2 separate regions of the Homo sapiens genome follow, and region 1 is linked to region 2. A link is a loop called in an ENCODE intact Hi-C map of the cell type or tissue named here. Cell type or tissue: testis. All regions are shown on one strand. Each heading gives the region's core, and the rest is flanking DNA. Links, peaks and the distances in the headings are about the cores only. Region 1 has its middle 40 kb from the start of TRH. Region 2 overlaps TMCC1 (transmembrane and coiled-coil domain family 1).

What was found. Peaks named below come from ENCODE experiments on the same cell type or tissue, not always from the same donor. Only the 100,000 strongest peaks of a DNase experiment are listed, where the experiment ranks them.
Region 1: it touches region 2 in a loop (6-fold over the local background); 85 of 110 quality-filtered maps call a loop at or near these places.

The regions. Positions count from the first base shown.
Region 1 is chr3:129,927,131-129,943,270 of GRCh38, forward strand. No RefSeq gene overlaps it. Among named protein-coding and RNA genes, the nearest start is that of TRH, 40 kb to the right of the region's middle. In testis, for the core only: CTCF peaks have their summits at 7,562 (motif pointing left) and 11,452; DNase peaks (open chromatin) are centred at 7,531 and 9,881; H3K27ac peaks cover 1,180 bases.
Region 2 is chr3:129,644,412-129,660,551 of GRCh38, forward strand. It overlaps TMCC1 (transmembrane and coiled-coil domain family 1), which reads right to left. Exons shown (of 7, transcript NM_001017395.5): 6 at 10,557-10,692; 7 at 3,381-7,384. The coding sequence ends at 7,070. Among named protein-coding and RNA genes, the nearest start is that of PLXND1, 46 kb to the left of the region's middle. RefSeq lists a silencer at 7,195-7,489 and an enhancer at 13,709-14,536. In testis, for the core only: a CTCF peak has its summit at 6,050 (motif pointing right); a DNase peak (open chromatin) is centred at 6,030.

The DNA.
Region 1 (16,140 bases), core at 4,338-12,337, 280 kb after region 2:
ATGGTGAAAGATGGCCTGACACTTTCAAACTATTTCCCTACCCTCGAATCCTGTTAAAATTCAACCAGGGGCCAGCTCCTCCCCTGCAGCAGATGCTGAGTCACACTATCTCATCCCTTCTGTGGGATGGGGGTTCTGCAAAGGGAGCGGACAGCTGGGTTTGTCTTGGCCACCACCGGACTCCTTCGGAGTGGGTGACTGATAGAGCTCAGATGACTGACCAGGGAGCCAGGGCTGTGATCAGGCTCTTGGGTTGGCTGGAATGACCAACCTAAATAGCCAGCACACCCCGAAGATGTCCTCCTGCCACCCACAGGGCCAATGTCCTTGCTTGCTCATTTAATGAGGGACCTGTCCTCCTTGTTTGTCTCTCTCCCCCAGCTCAAGAGTGAGACACCTGGACAGCTTGCCCTGAGGAAAACTTCAGAAAGAACTGAAGGGACACTGGTGTCTGGTATGGAAAAAGGATACCTCTGGGTAAAAGGAAGACTCTGGGTAGCTCTGGTGACCCAGCCTTGGATTCCAGCTCCCGTGGGGGAACACTTTCTCATGGTTAGGTCCCTCGAGGGAGAGATGGCCCTGGAGATGTGCGAGCAGGAGCTAGGAGATGGCCCGCCAGGACACGACAGAGGAGACTCGCAGGATGGGTGGGAAGCTCACCTAGATTAGAGTCTTCTGATGCACCTCCAGAGCCTGGTGGACTATACAGATCTGATTTGGCATTTGTGGAAAATTCAGATTCCTAGGCCAAACCTCTAGTCTTCTATTTGCTATGAGGTTAAGGTGAGACTGGGATCTGTAGTTGTAACAAGCTTCCGGGTGATGCTGGTGCAGAGTTCTAGATTGATGTCTCTGGGGGTGCAGGTTTGAGTGCCAGAGAGAAAAGAAATGTGCTTTATGCCTCATTGTGCCACTCTGGTAACTACGGCAGGACTCCACACATAGTAGGTATTCAAAGAATGCTTGTGGAAGGAAGGAAGGGAGAGAAGGAAGAATGGAGGAAGAAGAAGAAAAAAAAAGAGAGAAGAAAGGAAAAGAGGGAGGAAGGGAAGGAAGAAGTCAGGAGGGAGGAAGGGAGACCTTTGTCATTAAAACAAGAATCAGTACATTTAAGAACCGCTTCCCCTGGTGACCAAGAGTCCAAATTCTCATTTGACCAGCTTTGAATTACATAAGGAAGGAAGACCTAGTCCTTTGCTTAAAAATGTGCCCTCAGTGGTGGTTGCAAACTCAAATGTCTTCAGGGGATGGCAAATAATAGAAATGTGATAGGTATAGCGTTGCCAGGTATTGCAAATTAAAACACAGGATGCTCTTTTAAATTCAAATTTCAGATAAACAACGAATAAATTTCTAGTATAATTAGGTTACAAATACTATGTGAGACATACTTACACTGAAAATATTATTTGTTGTTTATTAAAAATTTAAATGTAATTGGGTGTCTTGTATTTATCTGACAATCCTAGCTAGGGGGTTGAGTAAAAATAAAGAAACTTGTGCCCATCCGCCACCCCCACCAAGACTTTGCTTCATGCATTTTGAGTTCTGTTGTTAGGTGCATAATATGTTAATAATTATTGTGTCTTCTTGCTGGACTGAAACTTTAATCATCATAAAATGTCCTTGTCTGTAGCAACAATTTTTGTCTTAGCCTATTTTGTCTGATATCGTATATAGCCACTCTAGCTGTATTTTAATTACTGTTTGCATAGTATATTTTTTTCATTCTTTTACTTTCAATCTATTTGAATATTTGAATCTGAAGTGTATCTCTTGTAAACAGTATATAACTGGATTAAAATCCATCTGCCTGCCGGGTGTGGTGGCTCATGCCTGTAATCCCAGCACTTTGGGAGGCTGAGGTGGGCAGATCGCTTGAGCCCAGGAGTTAGAGACCAGCCTGGGCAACATGGTGAAACCCTCATCTCTAAAAAAAAAATTATATATGAAAATTAGTGAGGCATGGTGGCACATGCCTGTAGTCCCAGCTACCTAGGAGGCTGAGGTGGGAGGATCATCTGAGCTCAGAAGTTTGAGGTTGCAGTGAGCTGTGATCACACCACTGCACTCCAGCCTGGGCAACAGAGTGAAATCCTGTCACAAAAAGAAAGAAAGAAAAAGAGAGAGATAGTTTTCCTAGAGACAGAATTTTTGATTGAGTCTTTCTTTCAGTTTCAAGTGATCCTCCTGCCTCAGCCTCCTAAACAGCTAAGACTACAGGTGTGTGCCACCATGCCTGGCTAATATTTCACTTTTTTTGTAGAGACATCATCTTGCTTTGTTGCCCAGGCTTGTCTTGAATCCCTGGCTTCAGGTGATCCTCTTGTCTCAGCCTCCTAAGGTGCTGGGATTATAGGTGTGAGGCACTGCACCAAGCCTTGGTGAGTCTTTCAGCACCTTGAACATGCCATCCCTTTGCCTTCTTGTCTCCACGGTTTCTGATGAGAAATCAGCTGTTAAGCTTATTGAGGATCCCTTGTATATGATGAGTCTTTTTCTGTCTTGCTACTTCCTACATTCATTGCCTTTGGCTTTCAATAGTTTCATTATGATGTGTCTAGGAGTGGATCTTTTGAATGTATCCTACTTGAGGACCTGTTGAGCTTCTTGATTTTGTAGATTACTGTTTTGAAAAGAAATCAAATTTAGGAAGTCTTTGGCCATCATGTCTCAAATATTCCTTCTGCCTTTTTCTCACTATCCTCTCATTTCCTCCTGAGGCCTCTATTATATGTATTTTAGTGTACTTTACGGTATCCCACAGTTATCTGAGGCTCTGTTCATTTTTTTTTCTTTCTGTTGCTCAGGCTAGATCACTGCAAATGACCAGTCTTCACATTAGCTGATTCTTTCTTCTGCCAGCTTAAATCTGCTGCTGAACCCTCCAGTGAATTGTTAACTTGTTATATATTTTTCAATTTTAAAGTTTCTATTTGTTTTTTTTCGTTTTGTTTTGTTTTGTTTTGTTTGACAGTCTTGCTCTTGTTGCCCAGGCTGGAGTGCAGTGGCATGATCTCGGGTCACTGCAATCTCCACCTCCTGGGTTCAAGCGATTCTCCTGCCTCAGCCTCCCAAGCAGCTGGGATTACAGGTACACGCCACGACACCCAGCTAAATTTTTTTTTTGTATTTTTAGTAGAGAAGGGGTTTCACCATGTTGGCCAGGATGGTCTCGATCTCCTGACCTCGTGATCTGCCCGCCTTGGCTTCCCAAAGTGCTGGGATTAGAGGCATGAGCCACCATGCCTGGCCTCTATTTGGTTCTTTACAAAAGTAATTTACATCTCTTTATTGGTATTCTCTGATTGGTGAGACACTGTTCTCACACTTTCCTTCACTTTTTTTGGCATAGTTTCCTTAATTTCTTTGAATATATTTAAAATAGCTGATTTAAATATTTTTCTATTAAGTCAAAGTTCTGGCCTTCCTCAGGAACAGTTTCTACTGCCTGTTTTTTTCCCCTGGGTATTGGTCATACTTTTCTGTTTCTTTATGTGCCTTGAAAGTTGTTAAAAATTCAAAATTTTGAATAATATAGTGTGAAAATTCTGGAAATCAGATGTCTCCCTCCCCAGGGTTTGTTGTTGTTGCTGTTCATTGTTGTTGCTGCCTCTGTTTGTTTAATGTCTTTCCTGGACTAATTCTGTAAAGTCTGTATTCTTTGCCATGTTTTACTAAAGTCTCTGCTTGGTTAACTTAGTGGTCAGCTAATGATTGGACAGTGTATTAGTCTGTTTTCACACTACTATAAAGAATATCTGAGACTGGGTAATTTTTTGAAGGAAATAAGTTTAATCGGCTTACAGTTCCATGTGGCTGGGGAGGCCTCAGGAATCTTACAGTCATAGTGGAAGGGGAAGCAGGCATGTCTTACATGGCAGCAGGCAAGAGTGTGAGCAGGAAAAATTGTCACATAAAATCAGATCTCATGAGAACTCACTATCATGAGAACAGCATGGGGTAAAACTGCCCCCATGATCTAATCACCTCCCACAAGTTCCCTCCCACGACACATGGGGATTATAGTTTGAGATGTGATTTAGGTGGGGACACAGAGCCAAACCATATCAGACAGAGATTTCTTTGAATGCTCTGGACCAGTAAGTCTACCAGCCTTTGACAAGGGACTCTGTGTGTGTTGTTAGGATATGCTTTCAACATTCCAGCATTACCACACTACCTTAGTCTTCACTTCCTGCTTGAGCAGAGCCTCAAGGTGAGCCAGCAGTGAGGGATTATGGTTTTATCAGGTATTTCCTGGGAAAGTGCACAGTCTTGTACATGTGCACAGCCGTCTAGATCCCCAAAAATATGTGGGAGTTTTTCAAAGCCCCCAATGGACATCTCATTCCTAACTTTTCTTTTAAATTTTTTGGTCAGCTTCTTGTTTGCCCCATCTGTTATCACTGCCTCTGGCAGCTACAATATTAAACAACTGCTGTTGATGGTTTTTGACAAATGTCCCCAGGGTAAAGGCTGTTCACATTGACTGAACTCTCAGGTCAAATAAAGGCAAGCTCTGAGAGTAGGGACTTCCAAGGAACTTCCAGACAGGTCAAATGATGACAACTTTCTGGGGATGGGACTTGTTAGCAAGCTCCAAACCCTTCTTTCCCCTCCAGCAGCTGCTAAGGTGCTGGTTCTCATGGCTATCATTATTGTAAGGCTGTCAGTTTTCAAGAATACTGCAGAACTAGGAGAGGGAGATGGAAATAGGACAAGTTAAAATGTCACAAATCTCACTGTTCTTACTGAGATTGTCTTGAAAAAAATGCTCCTGCATTGTTGTAAGCCTTTGATTAACTCCCGGAGTACTGAAAACATCAATTTTGACAATTTTTGCTAGTGTTCTCATTGCTCTTACGGAGGAGTGGATTTTCAGAGGTCCTGACTTGATCATTCCAGAAGTGCCCTCTCTTCTGCCAAAGACGTTGGAATTCATTTTTTTTTTTTTTTAAAGACAGGGTCTCGCTCTATCCCCCAGACTGGAGTGCAGTGGTGCCATCATGGCTCACTGCAGTCTCAAACTCCCGGGCTCAAGCAATTCTCCCATCTCAGCCTCCCAAGTAGCTGGGAACGCAGGTGTGCACAACTGCACCTGGCTAATTTTTTGAAATTCAAATTTTAAAAATGTGCAGCTCAAAGAAAAGGGTCTGTAGACTGAGATGGTCTGTGGATGATTAGACTTATGGTCTTTGGCCCCCAGAGTAAGCACTCTAAAAATATTCATTTATTTGTACTACAAGGTTCTGACACTTGGGGGAGGAAGGGGCCAATGAATGATGATTTCATAGAGTATGTTCTGAGATTTCCTGAGATGTCTGGCTGTGATTCCCTTTCTTCTCATTCCTTCTTACCTCTCAGACCACACGCCTGGCCCTTGCTCCATTGACTCTCAGCCCACGATTATTCTCAGGGACCCCAAGGCAAGCAGTGAGGGGCTACTCCCCAAGGAGAAAGGTGTTCTTGGGGAGATGCTACAAGAACCTCCTGGCAGAGTCGAGGATCCTTTCTTGGGCAATCTCTCATCATTCAATCAGCACACTAACCCACAGAGGGTGCAGATGTGAACACAAAGGAAATGCCTTCCTGATGCTACTGATTGGTCAGACGATTGGGCACATCTCCCTGATGAGTGAATGTGTGTAAATGTTTGAGTGTGTGGGCATGAATATTCATATGTGTGTGAATATGTGAGTCTATGTGAGTATATCAGTGTAAATGTCTGAGCACTTGAGTATAAGTGTGTGTATGTAAGTCAAATCTGAGTATGAGCAGGTGTGAATGTTGTGTGTATACGGGTATGGCTGAGTGGGTAAGTCAACATCTTTGCAAGCATGTGTGAATGTGCATATAAATGAGTACATGTATGACTGTGAAATATAAATAGTAAGTGAGTGAAGTGTGGGTGTGTGCATGTGTGTGTTGTGTGAATGTGTGTGAATAGCCAAGTGTCTGTGAGCGTGTGTTCATTGGATGTGAGTCAGCATGTACAAATATATCAGCCTGTGAATGTTTGAATCTGTGTGTGTAACTATGTGTGTGGATGAGTGTGAGTTCATGAGAGTGTGTAACTGTAGGTAAATGCTTGAGAGCAAATGTGTGTGAGCAGATTGAATATATATGTTTGAATTATGATTATACAAATGTGTGTATTACTGAGCATGGGTTTAAGTGTATGAGTGAACCTGTGAACATTTGAGTGTATCTGCAACTGTACGTGGGTGAGTGACTGAGTGTGAGTGTATGAACATGTGGATATAAATGTTTGAGTATTAAGGTATGAGCACATGTATGTGTGTGTGAGTTCACACATCTGAGTGTGTGGACATGTGAATGGAAATGGGGTGAATGAGTGTTTATGTGTAAGCATGTGAGTGTGTGTGAGGAGGGTCTCTGTAGCTTTAGTGGGGCAAGTGAGTGGCCCACCACAGCTGGAGAGAAAGCCCTGGTTCTCCCTGGAATGTGGGATGTGGAGGTCAGGTACCTCCAGGCAGGGAGTACTAGGTCCCCACACATGGGAAGTTCACCTGCTCAGGGCCAGCACCTGGATTGCGCCCTTGGGGTCCTTGGCCTCCTGCTCCCAGCCCACTCCTGGGGGTCAGGGCAGAGCTCCCGGGCACACGTCTCCTGGCTGGGGCCCTGTCTTTCTCTCAGAGTTGAAGAAGCCAGGAGTCTCCACCTCACCTTTGCACACACGTTTGCATCATTATAATGTCAGTGGTGCAAGTCTTACCTGGCATCATTACATTTTTTCCCACTGGCCTCACAGCAAAGGCAGGAAAGGCTGGGTGTGTTCTGGAGGTTTCTTTGAGAACTCTGCTTCCATTTGAGAAATCACCGATTAGCTGCCATGCTTTGTCCTAAGGGCTTTGCCCTCATTACTTCACCCAGTCTTCCCGACAGCCATTAGCAAGCCCCTTTCAGAGTCTGCAGGGCCTGACTTCAAATAGTGATGCTGGGTGTGATTGGCTGTGCGACCACAGAAACTGAGAGATTCCCTCTCAACTCCAGTTTACTTATCTGGCAAGGGCCGCTGGAGAGGCTGCAGGGTTCTTCTCACCTTTCAGGTCTCAACCCAAGCTTCATCTCCTCACATAATTCCCTTCCTCCCTTATTCTCCATCACATAATCCCGTTTCTTTCCCCTATAATGCAATCTGTAGTTATCTTATTATTTTATCTGTTTGTTGGTGTGTTTCTTGTTGTTTCAGCCTCCATACAACTCTGAGGCAGGCACTGAGTCTTTCCTGGTCACGGCTGAATCCACAGCACCTAACACACCGCGTGGCCCTTAGTAGGTGCTCGACAGATACCCAGTAACTATTCACCGGCGGTAAATGAACTCGTGCATGTGTCTCTTGGAATCAGCTACCCGCTGGGACCTTCCCGTTGAAAACTTGGGTTCGACATTTACTGCTTTGAGTCCTCAAATCCGCTGGTGCAAAGATTTGAGAACTGTGCTTTTCTACAATTCAACTCCAATTTTTGGTCCCGGGTCCGTAGCCCACCGTCGCAGGGCCCTGGTTATTTCTGGCTCTGCAGTGCCACCTGCAGGCCATAATTAGATCTGCAGCCTGAGGAACATTTCCCACCTCTAAGGTCTCAAACTAGGAATGAGACTGGGGAGTCTAGCCGGGCCAATGACTCCAGGTGACCAGGAATTGCTAAAGTGAAAAAGTGACCCTAGAAGGTTCTCATAGACAGCTTGGTGGTAAATGATAGGAAACCTCTCTTCTCCCACTGTTCACTTTCTCGAAGCATTAAATTCCTCCTAGGGTTCCAATCCTCAAGTTGCAGGGGTCTCAGAATCCTACCTAACTCCTCTTCCTCCCCACAAGCGTGCTTACCCTGAAGCCTTCCATCTCAGTGATTTCTCAGTCCTGAAATGCTAGAGTCATCTTTATTTATCCTATACCCTACGTTTAGTCCATCAGCAAACCCTGTCTGCTCCATCCTCCAAAGACATGCCTAGAGCCTGACCACTTCACACTACTTTCTCTGCTCTTACTCTGGTGTGAGCCAACATCATCTCTCAATTGGAAAAGATTCCTCCCTAGACATTTCTCCAAAGAAGATACACAAATGGACAACAAACACAGGAAAAGATGCTCAACATCATTAGTCATTAGGGCCATGTGAATCAGAACTGCAGTGAGATACCCTTTCACACCCATTAGCACAGCTTTTATTTAAAAAATGAAACATAACAAGTGGTGGTAAGGATGTGGAGAAATTGGAACGCTTATACATTGTTGGTAGGAAGATAAAATGGTGCAGCTGCTGTGAAAACAGTATGGTGATTTCTGAAAAAGTTAAACATAGGCTGGGTGCAGCGGCTTATGCCCGTATTCCCAGCATTTTAGGAGGCCAAGACAGGAAGGTCACTTAAGCCTATGAGTTTGAGACCAGCCTGGGCAACACGGAGAGGCCCCACCTCTATAAAAAATTGAAAAAATTAGCTGGGCATGGTGGTGCATGCCTGCAGTCTCAGCTACTCAGGAGGCTGAGGTGAGTGTATCACTTGAGCCTGTGAGGTTGAGGCTGCAGTGAGCCGTGATTGTGCCACTGTACTCCAGCCTGGGTGACAGAGTGAGACCCTGTATCTAAAAAAAAGAAAGAAAGAAAAGTTAAACATAGAATTACCATATGATCCAGGAATTCTACTTCTGGGTATATACCCAAAAGAACTGAAAGTAGAGAATCAAACACATACTTATACAACCATGTTCATATCAGTATTCACAATAGTCAAAAGTTAGATATAACCCAAATGGCTATCAACAGATGAGTGGTTCACCATGAGAACCTGATGATGAAATGCAATATATCTATGTAATGAAATACTATTCAGCCATCAGAAGGAATAAAGGAATGAGTACTGATACATCCATCAACATGGAGGAACCTTGAAAACATTGTGTTTAGTGGAATAAGCCAGATACAAAAGGCCAAATGTTGCATGATCCCACTTATATCAAACATCTTTTTTTTTTTTTTTTTTGGAGGTGGAGTTTCACTCTTGCAACCCAGGCTGGAGTGCAATGACGTGATCTTGGCTCACTGCAACCTCTGCCTCCCGGGTTCAAGTGATTCTCCTGCCTCAGCCTCCCGAGTAGCTGGGATTACAGGTGCCTGCCACCATGGCCAGCTAATCGCCCGGCTAATCTTTATATTTTTAGTAGAGACGAGGTTTCGCCATGTTGGCCAGGCTGGTCTCGAACTCGTGACCTCAAGTGATCCGCCCACCTCAGCCTCCCAAAGTGCTGGGATTACAGGCGTGAGCCACCATGCCCAGCCTATATCAAACGTCTTGAACAGGCAAATTCATCAGTACAGGAAGTAAATTACAGGTTACCAAGGACTGCAGGGGGGAAGGGAGAATGGGGCGTTATTGCTTAATGGGTTCAGAGTTTTTGTTTGGGGTGATGAAACATTATGGAAATATAGAGTAGTGATGACTATATGACATTGTGGATGTACTTAACGCCGCTGAATTGAACACTTAAAATGGCTAAAACAATACATTTTATGTTATATATGTGTCACTGGTAAAGGGTCGTGACTGCCAATTGTCCAGGTTCTTGGTGTTTTGAACAAAGAATTGAACAAAACGCCCAGCAAAGCAGAGAAAATGAAGCAACAAAAGAACAAAAGCAGGGATTTATTGAAAACGAAAGTACACTCCACAGCGTGGGAGCGGCAAGAGCAGCGGCTCAAGGGCCAGCCATACAGAATCTTCTTGGGTCAAAATACCCTCTAGAAGTTTCCCACTGGGCACTTCATGCTTACCTCATGTAAATGAAGTGGTAGCCCGTGATCAGTCAGGTGGTTTTTGCAACCAATCAGAGGCTAGGGTGAAGTTACAAAGTTATACTTCTATGCAAAAGAAGACTCAGCTGCAATCAGTCTGATTGGTTGTGGACAGCAACCATTCAGAGGCTGGAGTGAAGTTACAAAGTTGCGAAGGAAGACTCAACAGGCAATCAGTCTGATTGGTTGTGGACAGCCAATTTCCCATCTGCTGTCCAGAAAAGGCTGGGGGTTTGCAAAGGGAGTAGCCTCTGGTCGTTTTTTACTTAGGCATGGAAAGTTAGGATTTTCCTTTCAAGTTAGTTCAAGGAAGTCGGAGTGAGGCATAAGGCTGCCTGCCTTAGGTTCCCTGCCTGCAGACTCTATTCTCCTGCCTCCTATGTTTTACTGCAGTTTTTTTCTTTTTCTTTCTTTTTTTTTTTTTTTTTTTTGAGACGAGTCTTGTTCTGTCTCCAGGCTGGAGTGCAGTGGCACAATCTCGGCTCACTGCAACCTCCGCTTCCCAGGTTCAAGTGATTCTCCTGCCTCAGCCTCCCGAGTAGCTGGGACTACAGGCACATGCCACCACGCCTGGCTAATTTTTGTATTTTTAGTAGAGACGGGGTTTCACCGTGTTGGCCATGATGGTCTCGATCTCTTGACCTCGTGATCCGCCCGCCTTGGCCTCCCAATGTGCTGGGATTATAGGCATGACCCACTGCGCCTGGCCAGTTTTTTTCTTTTTAAAGCAAGGGGAAAATGCTCCTCCCTGGTCTCCCTATCTGCACTCCCCACACAGTAGCCAGAGAGGTCCTGTGAAACTCTGTCACCTCCAGCCTCTGCTCAGAACTGTGTCTCTCACTCCCTCAGAGTAAAGGCCAGGTAGCCCTCAAAGCCCCTCAACACCTGGCCCATGTGTCCTCCCAGTTTCATCTGGGCCTCACTCACCGGACGGACGCTGCCTCCTCGCTGCCCCTCTGACCGGTGAGCGCTTGTGCCCCTGCGGCCTTGCATGGCTGCTCCCTCTGCTGGGAACTTTCTCCTCCCAATATCCACACAGTCCGCCTGCTCCCCTCCTTCAGGCCTTTGCTCAATGTCCCTATTTGGTGAGGCCTTCCCTGGCCACCTATTGAAACCCGTATACTCATCTCCACCCTGGCACCCCAGCCCCTCCCCTGCTTGATTTTTCTCTGGCTGCCCTCAGCTACGTGCGTATTTTAGTTATTTATCTGCTTATTGTCTTGTCTCCTTTCACGTAATTTGAGCTTTAGGAAGGCAGGGATCATTGTCCCTGTCCAGTTCACTGGCACATAGTAGACACTCGACAGTGATTTGTTGAATGAATGAATGTATGAATGAATGCCTACAGTTGGGAGTGGGCAGGCTGTGAGACAACAGAGAGTACGGGGACTGGGGATTACTGGGAGCTCAAGTCCCGGCTAATGCTCTCCAGCTGGTTTTTGTCTCGTGGGAAAGCATGTCATTACTGCCCAATTGACTATTTAAGAGAAGCCAGAAATCTGGATTTTTAGTGAAATTCTCCAATGTTTCAAGCACTGAGAACTAGTGTAGGTTTATAAAACATCTTGAGGACCAAATGATACCTATCTGTGTGCCAAGTTTGGCCCATGGACACCTGGTGGTGGCAAATGGTGGTGGCAAACGGTGGGTGCAGGGTGTTCAGATTTTTCTCCCCATCCCTGCCTCCTCTCCTGGGCTTCAGACCATCCATCTAACCAGCTGCCTCCTGAGCACCTCCACCTGGGTGGCCTCCCAGACTTTCAGAATCAACAGGTTCCACCCTGAATTCATCCTCCCTTACTGTCAACCAGAATCTCCGAGCTCCTCATCTCAGTGACACCCCCAGCCCTCTTCTCTCACTCACCCCCACATCTTGTCTCCTAAATCAATATTTCCCAGCCTGCCCCTGCTGCCTGCCCTGTTCCCAAGGCCCTTGCCCAGGCTCAGGCCATCATCTCACTGGGTGCCTGTTCTCATCGTCTCTTCACTGAGTTGGCGGCTTCACTTTAAGGTATAACTGGGGGAGTGGGTGGAGCACTCCACAATCTGGTCAGCTCAGGTCCTGCAGAGGTCTTGATCCGGCCTTGGGGTAGAGGGATTATACACACACACACACACACACACACACACACACACACGTATATACATATACATATACAAAAACATATATATCAAATATGTATATATAAGTCAAAGTGTAAAAATCTGAAGTGTATAGCATCTACCCTCCTGTGCCACCCACATCAGGGTTTTTAAATAGCATCTACCCTCCTGCACCAAGAAGTAGAACACTTCCAGTTTCCCAGCAGGCTCCCTCATGCCCCTTCTCGGTGAGCACTGTCCTTCCGCTCCCCCAACACGGTTCTGACCTTTATTACTGCAAACCAATGAAACCCCTCCTAGAATTTCACATGAATAGGATCGTCCAGTTAGTAGAATTTTATGTCTGGACTCTTTTTTTTTTTTTTTTTTTTTTTGCTCAGTATAATGATTCTGAGATTCATCTATGCTGTGGTGTGCACAGGTAGTTTGTTCTTTTTATTGTATGGATGCGCCATTGTGTAAATTGATCACAATTTGTTTATTCAGACACCCATTGATGGCTATTGGGCTGTTTCTGGCTTTTGGCAATTATGAGGATGTCTGCATGAACTTCCCTGTGGCAGCCTTTTGTGGACATAAGTCTGCCTAGAAGCAGAATTTCTGGGTCCTACCTTAAGTGCATGTCTGCCCTTCATGTAAAATGACGAGGAAAAGTGGCTATAGCTTGTACTTTGCATTCCCTCCATCAGGGAATGAGAGTTCCAGTTGCTCCACAGTCTTGCCAATACTTGACATTGTTGGTCTTTGATTTCACCAGTGCTTTATCTGGAGAGTCCAGGCATGGTCATGGTTGAAGTCTCTGCTCTCAGCTCCCGCCTCAGTCTTCCTTCAGCCAGTCTGACCTGATGACCTCTTGCTTTCCTGCTCCTAGAAATGCCCCTGTGCTTTAGGCAGCCCCTCCAGCTGTTTCTCTTCCCATGGGGCAAGGAATTTGCAGGACCCAGGGGACACCCCTTCTTGGACCACACCCCATCCCCTTCTAGACCAGGCCATGAGTATTCAGTACCTGAAGATTCTCTGTTCCCATGTCCCAGTGTCCTGAAGCCCATTTCCAGGGCCTGTGTGGGCCTCTTTCCCAGCCCACGCTCCTAAGGGCAGACCATCCTCTCGAGATGGGAGAGCAGCAGGACTTGTTTTCCAAGCCTCAGTTACAGACCTGCTAATCAAGGCAGGATATAGCAAAGAAACTGGTGCAAACCAGCTAGGACCAGGATGGTGATGAAAGCAACCTCTAGTTGCCCTCATTAGTCATTATATGCTAATTATAATACATTTGCATAAGATACTCCCACCAGCCCCATGACAGTTTTCAAATGCATGGCAACACCCAGGAAGTTACCTTATATGATTCCTGGAACTCCTCACCCATTTTCCAGAAAGTTCATGAATAACCTACCCTTTATTTAGCGTATAATTAAGAGAGGGTCTAAAAAGAGCTAGGCAGCAATGCACGAGTGCTACTCTGGGCCCCTCTGCCTGTGGCAGAGCTCTGCTCTGTCTATAGGGCAGCGTTTTGCTGTACACTGCTGCTCTAATAAACTTGCTTTCTTTCACTGATGCTGGCTCTTGAATTCTTTCCTGAGTGAAGCCAAGAACCTACCAAGGCTAAGCCCTAACTTTGGGGTTCACCTGCATCACTCTGGCGTGTGTACTACTAAATCTGAAGGTTGGCCAAGGACAGCTGCAGGTTGGGGTGTTCATCTGCAAGTGTGTGAAGACCTTAGCTGTAGAGGATGAAGCCTGGGGTCAGGAAGAGAAAGCGGGTGGGCTGCAAGCTGGGGCGACTTTCCCCACACTCTCACATGTGAAACTTCCGAGAGTCTAGTAATCCCAGATTTCTACCTAGCTTCCAGGCTATTATGCACCTTGGACTTCTATAACAAAGTGCCACACACTGAGTGCCTGAAGCAGCAAAATGTATTCTCTTCACCTGGGATCAGAAGCTCAAAATCGAGGTGTCAGCAGAGTCGGTTCTTTCCAAGGGATGTGAGGGAAGGATCTGTTCCACCAAACACCCATGAGTCCAGCAAACCACCAGGAGCAAGGAGAGACCAGGTGTTCAGTCCTACAGTGTCACCTGCGGGCCTTGTGACCAAACGGCCTCATTGTCCTCTCTGGGTCTCAGTTTGTCTGCAAAATGGGAAACTTAGCTCAAGATAAAAAAAACGGATTGTTGTCTTCCTGTCAAATTTCCTCCATATGTGTTTTGTTTGTTTGTTTGAGACAGGATCTTACTCTGTCACCTAGGGTGGAGTGCAGTGGTGCGATCTTGGCTCACTGCAACCTCCGCCTCCCAGGCTCAAACGATTCTTGTGCCTCCATCTCCTAAGTAGCTGGGATTACAGGCATGCTCCACCACACCCAGCTAATTTTTTCTATTTTTAGTAGTGATGGGGTTTTACCATGTTGGTCAGGCTGGTCTCAAACTCCTCGACTCAAGTTGATCTGCTCACCTCGGCCTCCCAAAGTGCTGAGATTATAGGCGTGAGCCACCATGCCCAGCCCCCAGATATGTTTTGTTTGACCTACATAGTGATGTATAAACTTTGAATTGGTTGCCAACCTGTAAAAATCAAGAAATTTCATCTAAAACCCAAATTTCTGGCCTCTTTTGAGAAATGAGCCCTTTTTCTCTTATGGCTGCGATTGGCTGGGTAAAGTTGTGGCAGCCCCTTTTACAGGGCTCCAAAGGCCTGTCTTAAAAAATCGAAGCTTTGGCTGGGCACAGTGGCTCATGCCTATAATCACAGCACTTTGGGAGGCTGAGGCAGGCGGATCACCTGAGATCAGGAGTTCAAGACCAGCCTGACCAACATGGTGAAACCCCGTCTCTACCAAAGACACAAAAATTAACCAGGTGTGGTGGCGGACGCCTGTAATCCCAGCTACTTGGGGCGCTGAGGCAGGAGAACTGCTTGAACCCAGGAGGCAGAGGTTGCAGTGAGCCGAGATTGTGCCACTGCACTTCAGCCTGGGAGACAGAGGGAGAATACATCCCCCCCACAAAAAAAAAAAATCTAAGCTTCAAGTCGGATGGAGTGGCATGCTCCTGTAGTCCCAGGTACTCAGGAGGCTGAAATGGAAGGATTGCTTGAGCCCAGGAAGGCGAGGCTGCAGCGAGCTATGATTGCACCACTGCACTCCAGCCTTGGCGACAGAGACAAGACTGTCTCAAAAAACAAATAAACAAACAAACAAAACCCCACTAAGTGTTGATGAAAAGGATTCCAAGAGGTAGGGGATAGATTGCCAGACAAAGCAAGTAAAAATACAGAACTCTCAGTGTGGCAGCTCTCGGTGGGGACTTGAGGAGCTGGGTTTCAGGGAGGGCCGCACAGTTCAGTGCAATTCCGAATTGTACCACCATGGGGAAGCAGAGCCACAAAGTTGACCTGAGTGGTCCGGTTGGGTTCCTCTGCCAGGACCTCGGGGGCCAGGAGTGCCCGGGGCTGCCTGGAACTGAGGAGTGGTGGGAAGCTGAAAGGAGATGGAGGAGGGAGGAGCTGGGGACTGTGCCTGACCCAGTGTCCAACAGCTGAGGGAGGCCAGAGGAGGGAAAGGTCCTAGTGGGTGCAATCAGGGCAGGCTTCAAGAAAAGGACAGGCCTTAAAGACTGGCAAGATTTGGATAGAAACGGGAGGGCCCTCTGGGAGGGAGGCATGGCTTGAGCAAAGGTTTGCAGAAGGAATGAGCTTCATGGGAAGTGTGTCCTTGCCTGAGGCAGGGTGACAGTGTCTGAAATTCTGAAACACGTCTCAAGACATTGTTTTAGTCATGATCAAGTAACAGAAACCCACCTCAAATTGAGTTAAGAAAAAAAGAGGGCCCGGTGCAGTGGCCCGTGCCTGTAAACCTTACATTTTGAGAGGCCGAAGCAAGAGGATCACTTGAGCTCAGGAGTTTGAGGTCAGCCTGGGCAATAAGGTGACACCTTATCTGTACAACACTTTTAAAAAAAAATTAACTGGGTGTGGTGGCATGCACCTGTAATTCCAGCTACTCGGGAGGCTGAGAGCGGGGGATTGCTTGAGCCTGGGAGTTCAAGGCTGCAGTGAGCTGTGATCACACCACTGCACTCCAGACTGGGCAGCAGAGTGAGGCCCTAACAGTTAAAACAATAAAGAAAAAAAAGAAAAAATGAAAAGTTATTCCCTCATGTAACTAAAAAGTCCATCAAATGATGTCATCATGCATCTGCCTCTCTTTATCTCTCAGCTCTGCC
Region 2 (16,140 bases), core at 3,013-11,012:
AGTCTCGAAAACTATTGAACTGAATTCTTTCAACAGATAAAGAATATTCTCTTGAACAGCTTAAACATTCAGTAAGACAGAAGCATGAATAAATTTTGTCAAGTACTCTTGCTCTGGGATTTAAGGATTGTAATACCAAAGGTGACAGGGATTTTTTTTTTTTTTTTGAGATGGAGTCTTGCTCTGTCGCTAGGCTGGAGTGCAGTGGCGTGATCTCGGCTCACTGCAACCTCCGCCTCCCAGGTTCAAGCAATTCTCCTGCCTCAGCCTCCCAAGTAGCTGGGACTACAGGTGAGTGCCACCACGCCCAGCTAATTTTTGTACTTTTAGTAGTGACGGGGTTTCACCATGTTGGCCAGAATGGTCTCCATCTCTTGACCTCGTGATCCGCCTGCCTCGGCCTCCCAAAGTGCTGGGATTACAGGCGTGAGCCACAGCGCCTGGCCCAGGGATTTTTTTTTTTTAAAAGAACTGAACTCTGAGTTGCCTACACCCTTTTTCCACTTATCAAAAAACTGTGAAGAGCCTCTACTTACAGGATCAATAGGCAAAAGACCAAATACCTTGGACACCATTCCTCAAACACCCAACTGATTGGGATGACCTGAAAAACAGGTTTCTGGTTTCTTCTCAAAGGGCTGTAATTAAACAGAAGGCTGGGTCACCTTTCAACACCTGTAATGGCTTCTCTTGTAGTCACAAGGTAAACCTTTAGCGTGGTATTCAAGATTTCTTGCAACTTGGCCCCCACATATGATTCTCACACATTCTTTCAGGCACCCTACCAGTCACTTAAGGCTCCTTATCCATTGCTTGAACTGCTCACCTAGGCCGTTTTCACCTCTGTGGTTTTGCTAATACCTCCAATAGAAATGCCCCCTCACCTATTTCTGCTCATCATAAAGCCACCATCTTTCAGTCCAGATACCATGGCCTCCTCCGTTGAGCCTTTCCCTATTGCTCTGTTAGAATTGCTTCCTCCTCTTTGCTCCCACACGTCTTCTGCCTCTTTACCACATGTATTTCATTCTACTAAGTTCCTTTTTCCACAGCCCAGTCTTGTATAGAGTGGCTCTTAAGTGCTGCTGGCTAAATAGGAGGTACCAGCTGCTGCTGTCACCTCTGCACGTGCTCCTCCTTCTCAGCCCGCAGGGCTTCTGGCAGCGGGACATCTATGTGACCCCCAAGCCTAGAAATCCAGGGCTGGAAGAAAGCTCAAGGGGTGGCCCAAACTTGGTCTAGAGCCCCCTCTAAGGCAATCTGGAGGCAAAAGATGGTCTAGTATGATCTGTCATTAGGAACACTATCAATTCTTTTTTCACTTCTCACTGGACCTATTTTTAAGTTTTTGATATATTTAATTTAAAAAATACACAAATACATTTTCTTCAAAGAGATTCATACTTTATAGAAGCCAAGCATGAAAGTGCTGCTTAACCACTGTTCCTCCCTCTCCCTTCCCAAAATAACGGGAAAGTTTAATGCAAAGTTTTTACACATCCACATGCATATATTTACACAAATATACATATTCTCAACATAAATGGGAGACAATATATTGTTCCACAGTTGGCTTTTTAAATCTTAATGCACTGATTATACAGGAGGCTGAACAATTTTCTGGTATGCTTATTGGTCATTTTTCTTTTCTTTTTTTTTTTTTGAGACAGAGTCTCGCTCTGTCGCCCTGGCTGCTGGAGTGCAGCGACACCATCTCGGCTCACTGCAAGCTCCGCTTCCTGGGTTCACGCCATTCTCCTGCCTCAGCCTCCCGAGTAGCTGGGACTACAGGCGCCTACCACCATGCCCGGCTAATTTTTTTGTCTTTTTAGTAGAGACGGGGTTTCACCATGTTAGCCAGGATGGTCTCGATCTCCTGACCTCGTGATCCACCCGCCTCAGCCTCCCAAAGTGCTGGGATTACAGGCGTGAGCCACCGCGCCCAGCCGCTTATTGGTCATTTTTCTATAAGCTCTCTGTTTATAACTATTGCCTGTCTTTTCTATTGAGCTGTTACCAATAGGAAAGATGATTATTGATTTGTAGTCTTAAATATTGTGGACGCTCATTTTTTGTTATATATGTCGCATAGACCTATTTTCCATTGCATTAATTTACCATTTCCTAACATTAATTTTGGGCAAGCCATTTAACCCAAGCTTCAGAGTTCTTACCTAAACAATGAGGATATCTCCTGCATAAGACTGTGGGGGAGAATTGACTGATAAAACTGAATGATGTCTGGCACTCAGTAAATACTCAATAAACGTTAGCTATTCTTCACTATAGACTTGGGGCTACAAGTCAGCTAAATGTTTAGTTTGGACCATAGGATTTAAGTATATTTGAACCCTTCAGGTGAAGCATGCATTTCTAGTTGACCATACCTTCCTCTGCCTCCCCAATCTGTTTTCTACACCACAGCTTCTCAAATTTATGTCATCTGCCTTCCACTCTCTGAAGTTTTCTTTTTTTGAGACAGGGTCTCGCTCTGCCACCTAGCCTAGAGTGCAGTGGTGTAATCATAGCTCACTGTAATCTCAAACTCCTGGGCTCGAGTGATGCTATCACCTCAGCCTCCTGAGTAGCTGGGACTACAGGTGCCTGCCACCACACCTAGCTAAATTTATTTTTTGTAGAGATAGGGGTCTCACTATGTTGCCCAGGTTGGTATCAAACTCCTGGCCTCAAGTAATCCTCCAACCTTGTCCTCCCAAAGTTTTGGGATTACAGGTGTGAGAGCCACCACACCCAGTTTTTACTGGCATTCAGTAAGTCTCCAAGGTTTTTAAAGGATAAAAATAAAGCAGGTTTTGAAATTATGTATCGCCCATTATCATGGCAGCTCTATGTGTCCCGTATGCACTACACAACTCCTGGATGTTGTTCACAGTTTATCAGACTTATGAAGCCCCCGCAGGGTTGGGCAATATACAACCTGCATATCTGTACATGGCAGCCTGGCCCATATTTTAAGGGGAATTTTCAAAGATTTCACAAGATGTATCCCTTGCTCTCACAACATCCACCTGTAGGATCAAGTTGGGTGGTGTGGTATCACTAGTTTATACATGGGGTAAGAGGCACACAGCTAGCAAGCCAGAAGTGGGACTAAAGCTCTCGACATTCAGACTGGAGCTGTGAAGGACCGAATCATCATGTCTCTGCTTGGTACCAGGTCAAAGGCAAGTTTAGGACTTCAGGATTTCCAGAGGCCTCCCAGAGATCATCAGGAAAAAGTCCTAATAGAAATTACTACTTTTATAACAAAACTACAGGTGGCACTAGGCTGGATAATAATGCATTACATGCATGTAGAACTACATATGTTAAATGTTTCAAAAATAAAAAGCAAAACAAACATGAGTCTGACCACCAGGTTAATAGCTGAGGTCTTTATTTCAATTTCTATATACAGTAAAAGTGCTGCTGAGAATCTGCAGCGACCAGACAGAACATAAATTTAAATCTCTCTCAACAATTAGCAGCTTAAGATCTATCAACTACAGTGTTAACGTTCACACGTTCACAAGTGTCATTTCTTTACGTTTCAATTCGTGCAAGTGAGTTTTTATTCTTACACACTTTGATAAAACACACAGTCTAGTAGTCAATCCCTACTGAGGATATCACCTAGCATACACGACATACAGACAGCAATGTTAACTCTTAGAGCCACATTCAAAATCCCAGGTTTCATTTGGGGTTGGGGTGTGGGAACCATAATTTTGCCTGTGTCAGATTACAATAATGTTTGGTTTTGTTTTAGTTGCATATTTTCCAAAGCTGAAAGGCAGCTCCTCATTGGAACTCTCTCAGAACTCAGCATTTTCATCTGACTGTACCTCAAAGGAACATGAAATCAGAAACAAAACCAAATGCAGTGAAGACCACATGAAAATACGCTCATTATTTGGACATGGCTAGTGAGGAAGGCTCGCTCCCAATATTTGTCTTGGCATCAGACTTTTACTCCATTCAGAACAGGGGAGAGAGAAGACCCTAGTCAGTGAAGTATAAAATTTAACCTACTTTTGCTTCTTAAGGAGCCAGTAGAGTGGAAAGCCTTCCTTACTAGGACATACTGAGTATACCAAGGAATGGAAATTGGAGCAGACAGAAGTACCCTTCAATTATCATAAACAATGTAAAATGCGCATTCTACAACCTGAACAATCACCCAGGCCAACACAGCCAGCTTCACTCACCCAGGCTAGAGGCATGGACAAATAAACCAGGAATGTTTCATTTTAAAGGGAATGAATACAGTTTTCTTTTCTTTTTTTTTTAGAGGAGCATTCAAATGAGGGGACGTTTCCACCCAGAACAACTGTTAAGCCATTAGAGCGAGGTTATAGAAGAGCTCTGACAAGACAAAAGAACCCAAGAACAACCACAATGAAAGAAACTCAAAAGTAACAGGATGGGCAGCAAAAGGTACAGCAAAGAATGAAAACAGATGCATGGTTACAAACAGCATTAAATGCGTACAACTTCTGGGTCTGGTGAATAATTAAGGGACAAGAAAGCCATTACTGCACCTGATCTGCACTGAAGGTCCTTCCTAAGACAGTTTGAGAAAGGAAGATAGAAAGTCAGCATGGGACTATTTGGCTGGAGGCAGGGGGCTTTCTACAGGTGAAAACCTTCCTTTGATAGATAGAAACCGTCCCAGGGCAAATAGGAACAGTTTCAATCCATCTATCAAAGTGACTTCCAGTGCCCACAAAACTTAAGTCTTCAGGCAGTTTGGGGGACTCAAAGGTTCTAGCTTAGAAAAACTGGTGGATTGCTGCTAGGGCATCTTTTAAATAACTTTGTGGGGGCTCTCTACTCTGAGCAATTACGCTAAAGCAGAAAGTTAGGAGAAACTGTCAGTTCAAAAAGTTCATAGTGTCCTTTGGCACTCCTGCCTAAAAAGTCACTGCAATATTTTTAGGCAAAGTTAACATTTTAATACATATAGGCTTGGGGACAATTTGTTTTTGGCATGAACATGAATTGGTTCTAATTTTTTTTTTTTTAAAGAAAAAAAGCACCCTTGTGGCCCTGCTCTGGGTGCAGTTTTGAGGGGGCAACAGAGCTAGCAGGTGTACTACAATCAGCTGAGGTTGGGGTGAAGACTGGAGTACCTGAGTTAAAATATCAAAGTAGTTATGGAAACAACATGCTGGCTCTGAGAAATCCAGCTTGCCAAAGCAAAAGGAGGCTGGCACCATTAGGTAAACTGTCCTTTCAGACAGGCAGGGCAATGCTAATCTAGTTCTGAAGGAATTTCCTGGTAAGTGGAAACAGGCAAAGCATACTTTGTTACTCTTTTCAGGGCATCTTATATGCACTTGGTTGCACAGAATGAGGCTAAGAGGGAACAGCATTTGTGACCAATACTACAAATAATATGGAAAGATTAACCAAGCTCTCTAGATAAACTCTAAATGTTCAAGTTCCACCAGGATGATGGAACTGGTTATGCGACGGGGGAAGGCAGCTCAGTTCATTTTTCAAAACCATCTATAGAAGTCCACTGAGCATAATTAGGTTAGGTTAACAAGTCCGTTTACATTATAGGAAGCTGGCAACATTTCACACCCAAAACTTGGGTCCTGCTAACCTGACATTTCCTTCACTGCTCTTTAGGAGAATCACCTTTGGTTGATTCTCTTAGGCAGACAGAATAAAGCTTTGAAATTAAGAATGCTGGGGCCAAAATGAAGACAGAAGACTCCACATCATCACTTTGGTTGTAATTAGGGGTGTTAACAAAATAAATTAAGGAAACACAAGGACTTATTTATGACTCTTATAGTCTCAACTTTTCCTAAAGACAACCCCAGCCCAAGATCACTGGGTGAACGTTTTCTTGGGGCAAAAAAAAAAAAAAAAAATCCCTATCCTACTACACTGGTTTTTGGAAACAGCCTCCTGCTCTCCTTGCACAACCCTTTCCTCTTCAACTAAGCCAAACCCATAAAACGGGGGCGTAGGTATGTCGGGACACCAAAAAGCAGCAGCAGCAGCCAGAGGGAGTTTAAACTGCATCTCAAAACAAAGGCGGCAGAGGGCAGCATTTACAGCAAGACTTTCTTACTCAAACTGTTTCAAGACAAGAGGGAGCAGCACACTTAAATATCCACACATTTCTTCATTTAAAAACATCACTTCTTTATTTCAAAGGAAAAATAAAAGACCCTCCCAACCCTGTCCAAAAAAACCCAATAATAATAATAACAATAATAAAAAATCCTATTAGAAACCATAAGGAAGCACTGAGAGTTTGAGTATTACATTCTTCAAGTATGCTGTTCGGATTTTTTATTTTTAGGTTGGTAACTATACACATATAAAAAAACCTTAAAAGTGCGGCCAAGGGATTTTGCTTAAAATTAAGTATTTAGAGGGCTACTTAAAAATACTGTAGTAGGACTGTGCAGTGATCCTTTGGGGGATGATGCTTTCACTTTTGTATCCTCGTCAAGGTTAAGGGGCAGGTTCAAAAGTGATCATACTTCCAGGATTAGCGTAAGTGGCCAACTTGGGTGAGAAAGCCAGAGAGATCCATGTGTTCTTCCACGGACAACGAAAATCCACCCCGAATCCAAAAATTCAGACATGGAATGTGGTAGGATTTCACAGTAAAGTTAGTCTGGGATAGGGAGAGGTGATGAGCCCAGACAAGGCAGGGTGTTAGGTTTAACTGGTTTGCCCTCATCAGGTTTTCGCATCTTTTTAGTGGGTTTTAGTGCAGTCCTTCAAGCCACAATTTAGATTGCCCTTCGGTGTGCTCCAGATTGTTGGTTCATATTAAAGGACTGTTTTAAGATTTGCATCCCAAGGAAAATCATGCTACATAAAAATGATCCAAGATTTTCGCCCAAAAAACTTCTTGGATAAAATCTAAAAAATACTATTGCAATTGCGTCTCTTGAAGAAAAAAACATTATTCTAAATGTAAACAGATTCACTCAACTCTTTTTTTGTTGTAGAAAACTTCAGAGTAGGTAAGTTGCTGTCTAACTCTCTGCTGCATGCACTCGCCAGAGGGTAGGGAACAATGCCTTCTGTGCCAGCATCATCTAGGGGATGAAAAGAACCGTTCCACATAGCTGAAGAGGGCGTCCCAGTGCTTCCAGAGAAAGGCAATAAAAACCACAAGGAATAAAGTGCTGAACGTCCTGTTGCGAGTCTTCATGAGGGGGACCACACAGTTGGCTACAGTGGAGACAAAGACCAAAAGGACTGCCATGACAGCCAGGAGGATGTTGATGAGTTTGCCCAGAAGGTTCCGGGCAGTGGCATTCTCCAGCCCTTCTAGCTGCACCACCTGCTGCTGCTGCTGCTGCAGCTCCATCTTGGAGATGCGCGTCTGGCATGCCTCCAGGGCCTCCTGTGGGCCAGAACAGGGAAGAGTTAAGCCTTCTGCTCACAAGTATTCTGAGATGCTGACATGCCCCCTGGGCAAGCCAGATGCATCTTGAGCAATGCCAATGATTTTATAAATATGCTGGAGCCTTGAATGAATGTAAAAGGCTAGATGTATAACTCACTATTCAAGTGATTATTATTCCCCCAAATTGCCCTCCACTGCATTCCAGTGGGATGAGTCACAGGAAGCAGTGGCCACACTTAACATTTATTTAGTCTAGAACATTTTAATGACAAGACCACAAATATATGCTCTTTTTTCATTGAAAATTAATCTAAGTTGCACAGAATATATTTGTTCAACATAAAAAATTTCAAATAGGATAGTCTCTCTTGACATTTCCTTCAATTCCAATCCCTGTCCCTGAGGCAGTACTGTTTGTGTTCACCCTTTTATGTGTGTAAGTGTATGCATATATGTGTCAAGGAAAATATACGGAATTATTATTTTTATTTCCTATCTGTAAACTAAAAATAAAATCCTAAGACCCCCAGCCAAATGAACGGACTCCCTCTTGGCCAAAGTGGACCCCAAAGAAACCTGAAAAAGTGAGTTCTTGGCAATGATGGGAAAGAGGCTGGACATGCCTTATTATATCCCCTCCCTTTTTGAGTTGTGGCACAAATGACCAGCATTAATGTGAAAATAGAGATCATAAGACTGACAGAATGGACTCTTTGTGGCAGTAAGACATCAAATTATAAACAAGACCTAAGGCCATGCCAGACAAGGTTAAATCTCACCCTATAAACCATAAAATCTCATCAGTTTTTAAAAAAATTAACTGGTGTTAATGTGGCTTTCTTTCCAACCTGACTCAGGTATAGCATCACATGACAGACAACAGACTCCGTTAACTTAGGCATTTTTGTACTGGCTTCAAGTCTTTACACAAAGCTTAACTCTTTCAACCGACTGCCAGCTAAAAAATTCCTAAAGCCCACTATGACTTGTTAGCCCCTACTTAGAGATGGCCCACCTTTTTGGGCCAAACCAATGTATACTTTCCATGTGTTGATTTAGGATTTTACCTACAATTCCTGTCTCCCTGAAATGTATAAAGCCAAACTGTAACCCAACTGCTTCAGGCATATTTTCTCAGGACCTCTTCAGACTGTGTTCCCCAGGCCATGGTTACTTGTATTGGCTCAGAATAAACCTCTTTAAAATATTTTACAGGGTTTGGCTTTTCCAAACATGGAATAGTATCACACTATAGGAATCGATTCACAACTTGCTTTTTTTTTCATTCAACAGTGGGTCTTGGTGATCTCTCCATGTCAATACACAGAATCTACCTCATTTTTTTTTAACTGCTGCCTGGCATTTTATAGTATGGCTAGGCTATGTTATAATATATGCAGCTAGTTCCCCCTTGGGGATTTTTAGGTTGTTTTCAACTTTTCCACTATAACAATGATGCAGTGAACATTCTTTGAACATGCTTCCTTATACACACTACCTGGTGTTTTCTAAGTCAAGTCAATCCCTGACATCAGTGGAAAGGGATCTCTGATCTGCCTTCTTAAGAAGGGCACACTCTCCTTTAGTTTGATCCTCTGTAAAGAGGACACTATGCCCACACACTAGACCAAACATTAAAAGTGTCTATTCTTGCTATTTTTTTGAGACGGAGTCTCGCTCTGTCACCCAGGCTAGAGTGCAGCGGCGCGATCTCAGCTCACTGCCAGCTCCACCTCCCAGGTTCAGGCCATTCTTCTGCCTCAGCCTCCTGAGTAGCTGGGACTACAGGTGCCCGCCAACATGCCCGGCTAATTTTTGTATTTTTAGTAGAGATGGGGTTTCACCGTGTTAGGATGGTCTTGATCTCCTGACCTTGTGATCCGCCCGCCTCGGCCTCCCAAAATCCCAAATCCCCTGGGATTACAGGCGTGCGCCACCATGCCCGGCCTGTTCTTGCTATTTTTTAACTTTATATTATTTAATTTAAAAGTCTATATTACCAAGACCTGATTGTATATTCTGTATCGCTCAATTACTAAAAAAACTTGAAAATAGTGTAAAATACTAATACATTAATGAAACATTAGTAATGCATTAGTGACATAAAGTGCTAATACATTAATGAGTCTAATGTTTAGAATTACCAGTAACTAATAACAACTTGTCTTATAACATATGCAATTAGAAAAAAGCTTCCATTTAACATACGCCTAATTCCCACACCTCCCCCCAACCCCCCCAAAAAAAGTGTCTGTTCTCCTCAAGGTCATAGCCTTCACTCATGAGTTTAAATTAATTCCAAAGTATTCAAGGGATAGAACCTATTTCCCTAGCTATGGTCAGATATCCTCCAAAGTTGGTCTGAGCCTTGAGTTTTTCTGGTCCTGGTTTCCTGGGATTTGAGGTAAGGCTTGGGCAACTTCAGACTGACGCCAACTATAGACAGACAATGGATGCTGTCCAGTCCAGAAGGATCTTAGGAAAAAATAATTAAAACATAAGCAGGGCCTGAAGAAGATGGCATCTGGGTAAATGATCTAGACATTCCCTTGATTCTTTTAGGCTGTTGTAATACAAGTTTTCTGGCCCACTTCCCTTCTCTGAGACTAGTGTCTTTCAAAATGCTTTCATATGAAACCACTAAGAACTATTCCCTAAATACCTCCATATAGAAATAAGAAAAAATTAAATATTCTACTTCCTCACAGAATAAAATAGATGGGCTATTAGCCTTAATTAAACATTACTGCCTCACGGGTTATTCTTGCAAACTGTCAGGCAATGTGCCTATATGAGATTTGGATTTGGCAGCTGGAATAAAAGCCCCCTTTCCCACAGAAGGAGAAGACAAGGACAAAATGGCCCAAATACTTGTCAGAGCTGCTTTTGAAGCAGTAATGGACAAATAGGATTCATGTGGTTTTCCATACACTGAGATTACTGTGATCCTAAGAAACATTTCCCAAGTACCAAGCAGACATACCAACCCAAAATGGTATAAACTTTTGAGAAATGCATCTCAATCATTTTAAGAGTAGGTATACTCTTACACAGTTGGTATAAGCTTTTCTTTGTTCTCTACCTTCTCATCTTTTTTCCTTCCGCTGTTTTCCTTTTTTCTTTCTAACCCTACTGTATTTTGCATTTACACCTTTTCCTTCATACTAACCTGGATGTCCCGGGCCCGTTCATAGGACTGATACGCGATTTTTTCTTCCATGCTTGCCAGTTCCTGCTTCAAGTTCAAGATTTCATTCTGGTGGAGCTCTGTTAGGTCATTTAGCTGTTCTTCCAATCGTTCACATCTAAGGAGAAAAAAAAAGTTTAGAATTTTATGAATTCTGTGAATATCTTTCCTGGCATTATTTACATCCAACTCCCAAAACACATTCTACAAAGGAATAGAAGCACAAAGAAATTGAGTGGCCTGGGTTAACAGGGTGTGCCAGTGGGTATAGCTCTTAGTCTCTGGAAAAGATAGCTTGTCTCAAGGCCAAATCACGTGGCAACATGGCTGTTCCATAATCTTTTCAATACACAGTATTTGCAGCGATGCCAGCAGCCCTGATTAGCTTTGAGCATAACCATAATATTAAGACAGTCATTAGGCTCCTCTGAACAACATATGGGAGAGGCAAAAACTAGGGTACAATTAAGCAAGCCTCATGAAAAGATAACACACCAATGGAAACCAACCTTCTGGCAGTCACCAGTAGCTTATTCCAGAACTGGCCAGCTCACTCACCCGGATGTTTGCGATTCAGAGCCCTAGAATGCCAGAGCCAGAGGGGTCCATCATCCCCATGGCCAAACACAAGTGTCTGGGACACTTCTGTCAACAAATATTTACTGAGAGCCTGCTATGTACCAGGCATGTTCAAAGTACTGGGAATATTGTGGTAAGCAAGACAGAGTGCCTGCCCTCAGGAGTTTGTACTCTAAGGAGTGGGGGAGGCAAGATGATTTCCCATATGGAGAAGTAAAACAAAGAAGATCAGTAGAGGTATAAGACAGAGTGCCGGTGATCGCCTGCCTTGGTCTCCCAAAGTGCTGGGATTACAGGCGTGAGCCACCATGCCCAGCCTAGAAAAGGTTTAAAGGATGAGATCAGAGATTCTAGGTGGAAAAATGAATGTGAGTAAAGGGCTGGAGAGAAATGGATGATAAATGTACAGAATAACTAGAATAGTGCATCTATGTTGGAGGAAAAAATGGGAAATCTGGAAGATCCGAAGAGTTGGGATTCTAGAATTGATATTAAATGAGCCCAAAGAAGACTACTGAGCAGAGGAGTCACATGATGAATATGTGTTTTTAGGAAAACGAGTCTTCTCATAGTGGTGAAGAAGACCGACTGAGGTAGGTTGTATGTGGAGTCCCAGGAACTAAAGAGCTAAGTAGATAGGAGAAAGGTTGAAGACTCCACATTTAAAAAACACTAGAAAAGGGAAGAATAAACATATGTCTAGCTTCTGGTGCCTAGAATGGAAACCTCTCTGTCAGGCAGAGGGCAGATGGGTAGCTCTCATCCCAACAGGGAATGTACTATCACTCAGGTAGCATACATTTAACATTAACACCAGCATGTGAGTCTCAAGGGACTTCATACTAAAAGAATAAAAATGCCAGAACAAACTCACACATCTAAAACTATCTCCTTTCTTTCTTCTTTTTAATCACATCTATAATATGTAAACAAACTTTTAAAGAATATAATGAATTTCTGTGTTTAAGGTAATTTTTATGTTGCAGCATCATAAACATTCTCCCTTCCAATAATTATGCAATAAATAATTATATCCTAAACTCCACTGCTTTTCTAAGAAACAAGGATTTTTTTAAAAGGCATTGTCTTACCCTTTTTACGATGTTACTAAACTCTATTTAGTTCTTCTTTATCCTTGATAGGAGTCTCTATACTGCCTTCTTTTATGCTGAAACTCTTCCTGTTATTGAAGTGACTGAACAGGCTAATGAGAAAGCAGTCCTACTTTTGATGGATAACTAGGGTCAAAGTTCTCTGTGACTCTGCCTTTTCCTTTCATCTGCTGCCCAGAGTACGTGATCAGGAACAGGTCCCATCCCTAGAATTGATTTTCCACCAAAATTTAAGTTCACAAAATGCCATAAGATAATGTTAACATAATGTCTTTTCGTGACTGTCCTATGTTAGCCCACTCTTCTGTGGTGTTTTCGGTGTTTGATAGTTTCATCATTCTCTCTCTTTACCAGAGAGGGGCCAGAGACTTTTTTAAAGCCGCATTCCAAAGTGCTGGTCTCTTGGGATTTAAGGGAAAGGTTATATCTGGCAGGAAATTACTCTCCTCAACTAAGGACTGTTGGGTGGCAGGGAGGGGAGCAGGGTGGTGGTCACCAGCCTACATCTTGATAAAAGCAGACACATGTGGGATCTCTGCATGTGTCCCACAGGCTACCACACAACCTCTTAGCCTACAAATTTCAGGCTTCTTAGGAATCTTATTTGATATTAAACATGGCTCATACATACCAGTAGAACAGATTAAAAAATAGCAGCCACAGCAACAGTTTAATCAGTGCCTACTATGCAAATTCATTTCAACAACCCCAAGAGGGTAGAAGGTATTATCTGCATTTTATAGATGAGGAAACAGAAGCTCAGAGAAGTTCTAAAGTGAATTGCCCAAGGGCACAAAAATATTAAGTAGGGCAGCAAGGATTTGAATCCAGTTTTGACTTTAAAATCCAAGTTCTTAAACTTTACAATGTGATGCCATTTTGAAACTCTACAAACCCAGATCAACTAACTCTCCTCATAAGTAAGAAATCAGAGTCAGAGTGCTAGCGATCCAAATCACTTAGCAAAAGTGAGCTGGAAAGAGCTACACTGATGTGATGGTTTGGAGTCTGATGTCAAAGTGGAGTTGATGGGAGAAGGAGGAGTATAATAAAAAATTATGAACCTACAATTAAAAAGATAAGAGTTGGTGAGGGCATGGAGAAATCTAAACCCTCATATACTGCTGTTGGGAATGGAAAATGGTACAATTGCTCTGCAAAACAGTTTGGCACCTCCTCAAAAAGTTAACAGTTACCTTATGACTCAGCAATTCTACCCCAGATATAACTGAAAAGAAATGAAAACTTATTTCTTCTATACAAAAGCTTGTACATGAATGTTCACACCAGCATTAATCATCATTGCCAAAAAGTATAAACAACCCATATGTATACGAGTGTTCACTGTACAACAATATATCATCTTGGCTGTTCACAAGTCAAGTATCAATATTTTGTATCCTAATCTGCTTGTCATTTGCCACCTGGCAAGTTTCTGTTCACTTTCTTCCTTTCTCCTTCAATCGATGGATGCTCACAGAAACATTAGAACATAAAACACAAATGTGAACACAGTTTTGCTTTTCACTACATGTATGCATATGAAGATCCCGAGCCCTAGGCAAAACTACAAAATAGGCTGACTTATGCCTTCACTCCCACAACATGGACTTCCTTCCTACTGCAGAAACAGTTCACAGGAGCAGGAAGGCTGTTGTTATCCTTTCCTCATCTTCTCACCTGACCTTTCATAATATACAGACACTCTTTGACTTACGATGGGGTTACTTCCTGAAAACAATATTTCCCATTTATGATGGGCTTAAATCAAACCATTGTTAGCCAGGGACTGTCTGTACAACAACATGTATGTCACTCTAGCAAGAATAATTCCCAGGACTGGGGCCTGAGATATTCTCTAGCAGCAGCCTGTGGGCTCTGACTCGGCTTTGACCTTACCTGCCTGGCCTTTTTTGTTCAGACCCAGTATGAAGACAGCAAAATACAAGGCATGCTTATCTTTACAAATAACATGAGGCAAGAAAGAGGTGAAACAGCAGACTGAATTCAAAATGATATTGACAGATTCAAGTGCAGCCAAGACTTTACCAGGGATTAATTCTATAGAAATAGGGAACTACTTCCTACTGCTGAATTCAGGTATCAAGAGCTCATGTAATGAGGGGGTAGCTTGTTCTTTGTAACTCCACAGAACTAAGGAGTAAGTCTTACAAATAGTTTGGTCTTTAGTTCAATTTTAGAAAGAACTTTCTAATAGCTATGTCTAACAATGAAAAAAACTATCTTAGAAAATGAGACCCTGCTACCAGAGATATTCAAGGAGAGGCTGCTTGTCAGGGATGTTGCAGAAATAAATCCTCTATTGAAAGAGATTTAACTAGACCTCTGAGATCTTTTCTAACACCTAGAGTTTGATTCTTTGTAGTCAGGGAACCTGTTTTCCTTTTTCTTTCTTTCTTTTTTTTTTTTTTTTTTTTAAAGAGATGGGGTCTTGCTCTGTCACCCAGGGTGGAGTGCAGTGGTGCAATCATGGCTCACTGCAGCCTCAAATTCCAGAGCTCAAGGGATCCTCCCACCTCAGCCTTCTGAGTAGCTGGGACTACTGACATGCACCACCAAGCCTGGCTATTTTTTTTTTTCAGAGACAGGGTCTCACTATGTTGCCCAGGCTGGTCTTGAACTCCTGAGCTCAAGCAATCCTCCTGCCTCAGCTTCCCAAAGTGCTGAGACTACAGGTGTGGGGCACCACACCTGGCTATTTTCATCTTTCAAACTATAGATACTTTAAATTTTGTGGTATATTTGCCTTCACAACGTATTGATTTTAACAACAATAAAGGGGGGCAAGGAGGTACACAAAATAGTGGTAATTTAAGAACTATGTAAAATCAGGTGTGAAATATTGGGATTCACTTGGTATGTGAGGTGGTGAGGAATATATATGAATCAGAGAATACTTGCAAAAGTCCTCAGCACTTATTCCCAACACTTTTGAACCTTACAATAAACCAATGTTTATCATAAGAAGGTTGCAAACCTGTCAAAGGTTCTGGAAGTCATTTTCAAACTAGATTTTGGTTCATCCCATATTATGTCTAGAGGTGCTCCATCTTCACTCCTGCCATTTTGCACCTAGAAATGTTTTCATAATGCAGTTTGTACCAGCTAATGCATGTGCTCAGTCCAGGTTTTGGATTAAAATCCCAGCTCTGCAACTCGCTAGCTTGGGTGATCCTTTTCATCCTCTATAAAGAGGAAATCTACCTACTCCAAAGGGCAATTGCAAAGATTAAAGGAGAAGACAGACATCAAATACCTGGCACACAAGAGGTGCTCTGTGAGACAGATATATCACAAATATACATTTGGTTTCATTTTTCTCTTTTGTGAGTCTCCTAGTTCTCCCCAACAATCCCTAGCGAGGTAGTTCAAAAAGATTGCTTGTTGACTGCCACATAGTCTTACTCCACTGTTCACTGATTCCCACTTCTGACTTTTTTCTCTAAGCCTTTGTTGTTGTTGTTTGTTTGAGACAGGGTTTTCTCTGTCGCCCAGGTTGGAGTGCAGTGGCGTGATCGTGGCTCATTGTGGTCTCAATCTCCTAGGCTCTAGTGACCCTTCCACCTCAGCCTCCCAAGCAGCTGGGACTACAGGCATGTGCCACCACGCCCGGTTAATTTTGTTTTTGTATTTTCTGTAGAGACGGGGTTTCGCCATGTTACCCAGGCTGGTCTTGAATTCCTGGATTGAAGTGATCTTCCTGCCTTGGCCTCCCAAAGTGCTGGGATTACAGGCATGAGCCACTGTCCATGGCCTTAAGTCTTCATTTCTTTATGTCCACTTTCCCAATTTTATATATTTTGACATTTTCACTGTTTTCAGTATATTTATGATGTTTTTCCTATGACATCACA